2 separate regions of the Homo sapiens genome follow, and region 1 is linked to region 2. A link is an interaction called in ENCODE POLR2A ChIA-PET data of the cell type or tissue named here. Cell type or tissue: Caco-2. All regions are shown on one strand. Links, peaks and the distances in the headings refer to the core of each region. The heading gives the core; the rest is flanking DNA.

What was found. Peaks named below come from ENCODE experiments on the same cell type or tissue, not always from the same donor. Only the 100,000 strongest peaks of a DNase experiment are listed, where the experiment ranks them.
Region 1: POLR2A ChIA-PET joins it to region 2 with 7 read pairs; 1 of 35 experiments calls an interaction of 5 or more read pairs at or near these places.

What each region holds. Positions count from the first base shown.
Region 1 is chr11:3,146,754-3,151,245 of GRCh38, forward strand. All of the region lies in intron 1 of OSBPL5 (oxysterol binding protein like 5), which reads right to left. Among named protein-coding and RNA genes, the nearest start is that of OSBPL5, 16 kb to the right of the region's middle. RefSeq lists enhancers at 2,182-2,957, 2,958-3,731, 3,732-4,492. In Caco-2, for the core only: no CTCF peak of the experiment used is centred there; a DNase peak (open chromatin) is centred at 2,380.
Region 2 is chr11:2,723,418-2,727,004 of GRCh38, forward strand. The region is part of intron 11 of KCNQ1 (potassium voltage-gated channel subfamily Q member 1); the gene reads left to right. Among named protein-coding and RNA genes, the nearest start is that of KCNQ1OT1, 25 kb to the left of the region's middle. RefSeq lists enhancers at 1-414, 415-1,314, 1,490-2,485. In Caco-2, for the core only: no CTCF peak of the experiment used is centred there; DNase peaks (open chromatin) are centred at 1,719 and 2,434.

The sequences.
Region 1 (4,492 bases), core at 884-3,383, 420 kb after region 2:
TGAGTTGGCCTTTGTACAGCCTGTCCCGAAGCGGCCTGGCACAGGGCAGCAGACTGCAGGGTCCCTGGCAGCCAGATCCCCTTCGCCGTGGCTGGAGCTGGCGTTTCTATTTATGATTCGCCTCTCACGCCCCTTCCCAGCACACCCAGCTCTGGTCTTCACGAGGGGCTGGGATTTTAGAGGTGGCTCAGCTGAGGGCACGGGGGCCTTGGCAGCTGTCACGACCCTCCTGAGCTAAACGCACAGCCCGCACCTTGTTAGCTCTGGGTGGGCCGAGGCCCCAGCTCTGTCCTGGGATCCTTCCCAGTCACCCTCACGTCCTGGGCTTCACTTTTCCCCAAGGCAGAACCACAGCCGTGTGACTCACCCCGTCTCAAGAGGACCGGGCGGGTGGGAGGGCTGCAAGGCCTCTGTGAGGCCTGAGTGCTGGACTTGGGACTCCTGCTCCAGAGTCAGGGGCTAGGGCTGGGCCGGGCCCACCCAGGAGGATGCTGGCAGAGGCCCTGGGAGGAGGGGGAGTGGGCGCCAGCTCCAGGACTGGATGTGTCTGACAGCCTGTGTCCCACAGGGCTTGCCATGGGCCTGGGCACGGCTCCTGCCTCTGCTGGCCGACCTGGCTTGACCTCAAGCGGCCTGGGTCGGGACAGCCGCAGCCGAGGCCAGCCCATGGTGACAAGGCCTGCTTCCAGCCTCTCCCTCGTGCCCCAGGCTGTGGGTCAGCCCAGTCAGCCCTGCTATGGGCACATAGCCCCGTGCAGGCCCAGCTGGGACGGAGCAACGCAGGCAGAGCTGCACTGACCTCTCCGGAGTGCCGTTTGTGAACTCGAATCGAGGCGCCAAGTGCTCACGTGTCCTTTAAGCCAGGGATGGACTTCCAGAAATTTACCCTTGGGACTAAAACCCCCTGTAATCAATATCTGCTGGAAGAGAGGCGGACGGCTGGCAGAGGCATTTATGGGAGTGAGCGTGTCCAGGGACGCGTGGGTGCGTCGGGGCAGGGAAGGCCGGGCGTGGCCCTAGACAGGGCACAGGGGCATGAAAGGCGCTGGGGAGGAACAGGACCAGCCTCGGCAAGTGGGAGTTGATGCGAGTGACCCGGGCCCTTCTGTCTCGTCTGGGTCTCCACCACCAAGAGCCTGTTCTTGCGACTGAACGCCCACCATGGCCCTGGCCTCACCGAGCTGCCCTCGGTTCCCAGGACCTCTGGGGCCACTAGCTGGGCTCCTGCCTGGTCACTCTCCTGTTCCTCATCCTCCGCACGCCCCCGGCACCCAGACTTGGCACACTGGCTGCAGAGGCTCCCATTGCATGGTGCAGACAGCTCTCCCTGCACCCCCAGTGCCCGAACATGGAGTAGGTGCCAGTGAATGCCTCCTGGGGGAGTCTGACCACGATGTGTATACAGTACAGCCGGGACTCCCCGGGGAGCAGGTCGGAAACCGCACCTGCTGACTTTCTTAGTTGTCTTTTGGGAAGGTGGGCTGGACCCCACTACATACTCCCCAAGGTCATGAGGGGCATCGGGGTGGGATCTTCCAGAACCTTCCCCATTCCTTCTACTATCCAACACTGACATGTGGGCCCCCACCCCTGACCTGGGGAGGCAAGGGCCGAGGAGTCAGGGAGGGTGGAGAGGAAGTGCCCCTCCCATGACACGTACTTTGCCCCCCACACCTTCCTGCTGGCAGCCCTGAAGGCGGGTAACAAGATGGAAGAACAGAGGTCACAGAAGAGAGAGGAACGGAGGTGAGTGCGGAGTCTCTTTCCAGCGGCTGTCCAGGTGGAGGAGACGGGGCGCTGTCTGGAACCGGCTTCCATGACGGCAGGGCGGGGGCACCGTCCTCTGCACTTTTGTACATCTTTGACATTTTCTATCATACGAAGCCAAACGGGAGAGGACACAGATTTCTCTTGAAGGCACAAACTGAAGGGAAATCCACTACCCAGATGGAGTTTTAAGAGGAGAATTTTGGAAGAGCCTTAAAGCAGGAGAGGAAATTGGCATGATAGCAGCATTGCATCTCCCAGAGGGAGGCTAAGGGTTTTTAAGAAGGCAAAGGTGACAACCAGCTAGATAAGAGGCTCAAACAGGTGAAAAATCAAGTAACCGGCACAAGATAAAAGAGGTTATTAAGATAAGGGGATTAAGACTCAGGATGAGCTGGAGAATTCGCAGAGGAGCTGAGTAGCCTCTGCTGTGGGTTGGCAGGGGCCGGCCAGGTCTCCTCCGTGGGCTGCAGCCTCCAGAGAGCATGGACCCCCAGAGGCTCAGAACCTGCCCCAGCCCTGACCTCCCCACTGGGCCCACCACAGAGCCACCTTTATATATCAGCTGCCAAAGCCACCTCCAGGCCACTCCAGCCCTGTGTCTTAGCAATAGCCCTTTCCAGAGGCTTCCAGCCTTATCAGCTTCCAGCCTTATCAGAATGGCTCTCCCACTGTCCAGGGCCCCCCGAGCGTCCACACCACCACGCTGGAAGTCCCCAAGGCCGGAATGCAGCAGAGGCCCGGGTCAGGCCCCCCAGAGCTGTCTTCTGTTCCTACAGGCATGGGCTGGGGGGGCAGTCGCCCTTTGGGAGACCTCCCAGCACCCCTACCCTATCTGGTGGCCAGGAAAGGGGCAAGATCTTGCAGTGTACTGGCCTCTGGTGAGGGAGGCAGTGAGTGCTGTGACTGTGGCTGACCCTCTTGCCAGCATCCTCCCTGTCCCCATCAACATGACCAGAGTGCTTGCCGCTCCATGAGCTTCCCCTGCCCATGTGTGCCTGTGGCAGGGGTGCCGCCCGCGCAGGCCGTGGGGACAGTTTATGCGTCAGGCAGCAGCAGCAGCAGGTGCCCGCTGCAGCCTTGCCCAGGCTCTTTTGATCTGATTTGGTCCTCACGGTCGTCCTGGGAGGCAGGTCCTATCAGGACATGTGGTTTCCAGCACACAGCGGTGCTCCCCGAGGCCCCTGCGCCCTGTCCCTTCTTCCTCTTTGATCATCAAACGACCCCCCCGTCACTGACCAGTCAACGGGTGGTCACCGCCCTGGCAGGCACCACGTAGCCCGGGGCACAAGGGCCAGCTGTGGCTGCTGGTGAGTGTTCCCTGTGTGCCAGGTGCTGACATGCACGAGTGTGATGGTGGCCTTGCATTCCTCTTTCATCCTGACTGCTCACCACCCCCTTCCCAGGCACACACACACGGATGCATGGACACACACAACCACATGCATGGCACACACACATACACATGTGCACAGATGCATGCATGCACACACATGCATAAGCAGACAGATGTGCATGCACACACACACAGACACACACGTACACACACACAGCAAATCAGGATGCTGAAGCCAACCAGCAGCTGTTTCCCCTGTTGGCATGGCTGCCGCTTCCCAAGAGGGCACTGTTGCCCTCCTGCCCCAGGCAGGAGGCTCCAGGCTAAGGACTGCATGCCTGAGTCTGAGCCAGTACAAAAAGGCAAGTTGCCCTCGGGAGCCAGGGTCCCAAGTCCCCGGGGGGAGCAGACGGTGCTTTTCTCCCCCTCACTTTTTAAAGACAGCTTTTTTTAAAAAAAAAGTTTTTTGGTTCCCAGGTAAACATGTCTGATGCAACCACAGGCCTGTCCCAGGTTGTCTTCCGGGCACCTGGGACCAGGATGCAGCCTTGGGGAGGAACCCAGCAGCTCCTCCTCCTTAGGGAGGAGCCCAGCAGCCCCTAGGTGGGCACGTCCCACCCGTCCAAGCTGGGCTGCCATGTCAGCAGCGTGCAGACACCATCTCAGGGGCAAGACAGGGGTCAGGAGGCCAGGGAATCAAGGTGTCCTGCCCCACAGACACAGAGGCCAGCGGCCTGTGGTGTCGTGAGAGCTCACTGGAGAAACATGCCTCTGGGGGGAGCAGAACTCTTCCCTTCCCCGGGGTCTCCCCCGTGGCCACACCCAACTTTCATTCCCAGCTCACTGCTGACAGCCTGGGTGTCCCAGGCAGCTCCTGGTTTCTTGGAAAGCCTCACTATTCTCATCTGTGAAATGAAAAACCCCCTGCTCCCTAGAACTAAACACGACTGTGATCACGCACGCCTGCATCTGTGATGTCATCCCCATGCCCCAGAATGCCACCCCTGGTCTTTCTACAGGTTCCGATCCTAGTCCGTCTTCCCAGGAGTCACGGCGGGCTGCCCGCTGTGGCCACCCTCTCCCGGCGGTGGAGGGTTGAATTGTGTCTTCATGAAAGGTGTGTCCAAGTCCTAACCTCAGTACCTGTGACCCTGACCTTGGAAAGAGGGTCACTGTATGGGGTCCTCATCCAATGCCTGGGGTCCACGTGTGAAAAGACAGGGGAGGAGACACAGACAGGGGAGAACGTGCCGTGAAGACAGAGGCGGAGATCGGAGTGATGCCGCCACGAGCCAAGGAACACCTGGAGCCCCTGGGAGCTGGAAGAGGCAGGAAGAATCCTCCCCCAGAGCCTTCGGAGGGAGCGCAGCCCTGCCGGCACTGGGATTT
Region 2 (3,587 bases), core at 1,066-3,565:
GCTGAATGGGCAGGGAGAGAGGAGCTGTTAGGTGAGACCAGGTGGTACTTGGCAGCTGTGGCACGTGGAAGCCCTACACAGGCAGCCCCACACCTGGTCCGCTGTTCTGTCCTTACTGTAGCAGTGGGCCTGGAGGCAGTGGCATTTAGAGAGGACCCTGAAGTCCAAAGAGGGGATGCCAGCCTCAAACTCAGCAGCTCGAAGTAGCAACAGCCTCGAATCCCTCACACCTAGCGGTTGGCTGGGCAGGTGGACTGGTCCGAGCTGAGTGGTCTAGGATGGCCTTGCTCCCGGAGAAGACCCTTGGCAGACAGCCTCTCCTCTACTAGCTAGTGGGGCCTCACTAACCGCTGGTGGCCGCAGGGTTCCCAGCCACTCGGTGCACATGTACTCCAGCCTCTCTGTGTCCCATTTGCTCATGACATGGTGGTCAAAGCAAGTCACGGATTCCAGGGGGACCTCGGGACGAGGAAGTCACACGTTGGGGGATGTGCCGCAGGGATGGGGCATCTCAGCCTTTGTATCTGCCGTGGGCGTGGAGGCATTTACTCTTTTCACCGGGGGAGCAGAAATCAGAACATGGCTCTCTGTGTCTGACACAGAGCCCTGTACTCCATCTATGCAGCCCCCACCACCTCTGCACACAGCCCCTCCGGTGGTGCCTGGGGGCCCAGGCTTTTGATAGAGAATCACATCTGGACCAGGACGTTCTGGTAAGATCGCCAGGGGGCCGCGACAAGGAGACCAGGAAGGAAAGACAGAAAGAAAAACACGCACAGATCCAGGCTCAGATGATATACAGTCCTCCTCCCGGCTCAGGACCCCTTTGCGGTGTCACCTTTCGGCATGTAACCACTTATTCTGTCAGGGAGGAGAGCCCTCCCGCTCCACCAGGTGACGGCCCTAAATCCTCAGGAGTGACAGCGTCCTCCCGCCCGGATTGGGTTTCTGCACAGTGGAATGGAGCTGGCAGCCAGGGTCCCTGTCCCGCCAGCCCTAGGCCTCGAACCCTCCCTGGCAAGCTAACACTGCCCTTGGAGGAAGGAGGGTGGGAGGGCAAAGAGAGAGAAGTGGTGGGTGGCAGCGAGCAGGCTGTCCTGCAAGGCCGTGGCTGCACTGAGGGCAGAAGGGGCCTTGTCACCTAGGAAGGACCCCACTAGGAACCCCTTCCCGCGGAAACACAGCTTCTCCCCTTGGGTGCCATTGCAGCTGCACCCAAGCCTTGCCCTTCCCTCTCACTTCGCTCCCCAGGAGGCGACACTGTGATTGTCCTGGGCTCACAGAGGAGGACGTGGGGACCTGCCCAAGGAGACACAGGCAACAGAACCAGGGCTCAGAGTTGGGGGAAGGGGCCAGTTCACCCACAGAGGGTGGAGTCACTGGGCTGAAGCTTCTGGCCATCGTATGGAGCTGGAACAAGGCACTGGAAGGTACCAGGCCTCAGCGTTCTCAACTGTGAAATGGGAACACGGTGGTCTCTGTCACAGGGTAGAGATGACTGATCCAGTAACCTGGACAGGGTGCCGAGGGCAGGGTCTGGTGTGGCTATCAGGAGCCACTGGATTGGAACTTGGTGTGCCACCAGGGTCCCTGTCCGTTTAAGAAAAGCCTGTGGGCCCAATAGAGAAGCACAGGGTCTGAGAAGCATCAGACAATGACTCCTAAACAAGCTCACGTCTTGAAGCAGTGCTGGACCCGTTTCAGCTCCAGGGGAGAGCCAGGGCAGGGTGGGGCAGGCACGGATTCCTGACGTGGAGACAGGAGGAAGCCGACGGCCATCTGTGCTCAGACCCAGTGGTGAGCCTAAGACAAGTTCCCAGAATCCATCCGGGACAGACGGCTGGACTTGTGAAACACTCCAGGGTCGGGGGCTCAGCCACGGGACCAGCGCTTGCCAGAAATGTTCCCAGCTTTTTTGAGTTCGTGAGTGGCTGGTGGATACTTAGTGGTTTGGCTTTCGGGTTCCTGCCTTCCAAAACAGGAGAGGCAACTTGGCCTGCTTTTTCCTCAGAAGAGCCCACTTTTTGCGTGGAGGTGACCTGCCATTTGTCCGGTTGGGGGTCCCCAATCGTCTTCGAGCTACTGATATAGAACCTCTGCGTTTAGCTGTGGTTTAGGAAGTGCATTCACGTGAAGTCGCCAAGTTCAAAGGGCTGCCCCTGGAACCCAAGTCAGACTTGCCCTCGCCCCCTTCCCGAACGTACCCTTTCCATGAGGCTGGGCGCCCTGCCCTGCCTTCAGTGCCAAAGCCCCAGGCCCACAGGCTGTGCACTCCAGCCGAGGGCAGCCTGGGGAAGGTACGAGAGATCACTGGGCTTTGTGAAACCTGTCAGCTTGTGTGAAAGCTATCTCCCCCAGGCCCCACCCCCGCCCCCACCCAAAGCACAGGTCACCTGCCTGGTTAATCATCCTGGGCTCTGAGAGCTCCCTGGGGCCCCACAGGCCAAGCGTTTTCTGACTTGGAGAGGCAGGAGGCCAACTCCCCGCTCCTCAGATTCTGCTGAACTAACTGAAACCCTAACCTTCGGGCTTCCCCACTAATTTGTGATAAGGCCTCGCCAAGAAAAACAGCAGGCTAAAGACCCCTGATTTCTTCATGAATTCCAGAGCACTTGGTTCACTCCGGCAGAGAAGGGGCCCCAGGCAGCCATGCATACAGAGCCACCTCTGCGTGGGTGAAGGGCTGGGGACGGCCTCTTGGGAGCCCACTAAGGAGGACCACCTGCCTGCTCCAGGCAGATTGCTTCCAGCTGGCCAGGGCAGAGGAGCAGGCCAAGGGTGGGTCCCGGGCAGTGGCCCAGAGAAGCTGAGCTCGCTCACGAGATGTGTGCTGACGTGGCAAGATGGGCGGGAGTCTTCATGAAGGAGTGGCTGCCTGGCCCCCTGACCTGAGGATCCTAGGGCCCCTGGATGGGTTTGGGGGAACTGCAGCATCCTCAGATCACAGACGGTGTGTCGAGTGAGGGTGGTGCTCTTCCTGGGCCAGCAGTAGGTTTCCAAAAGGGCACAGACACAGCTCAGGAGATGGATGCTGCCCTGTCAGAGTGGGGAAACTGAGGCCCCAGGCGGAGACACCACCCACTGCAGGTTCCAGCCGTCCCCCACCCCACCCCTGCCCCACCATGGCTGATGTGAGGGAGGTGGCCAGAAGTCCAGAGGGACACTGGGTGGGACCCCGGTGAAGATCTGGTGGACTGAGGCCAGAGAAAAAGGGGATGACCCATTCCTAGCAGGGAGGAATAGTAGTTTATATTTTCCCCCAAAATTTTATTTTTCTGCATTGGCCTGAATAGGAGCTGACTTTAATACGGGGGAAATAGTGATTTTAAAGCCGGCTTTCCCATGGAATGTGCTTCTCCTGTGACTGTGCCCATCTCCTCACTGCTTGGCAGAGAGGTATCCCCCGTGCCCCACTGGCATGGGCGCCAGGTCTGCCCTTCCAGAGGCCCCTCCCAAGTAGCTCCCAGCAGAACACTTGAAGCCCAAAAGCAGTGAGAAAGGGAACACATTTGCCTCCAATCCTGACTCTCCAAGCCCTGTCCCTGCCCCCAGGTGAAGGGTTGGCCCTGGGCATGGAGGTCGGCAGC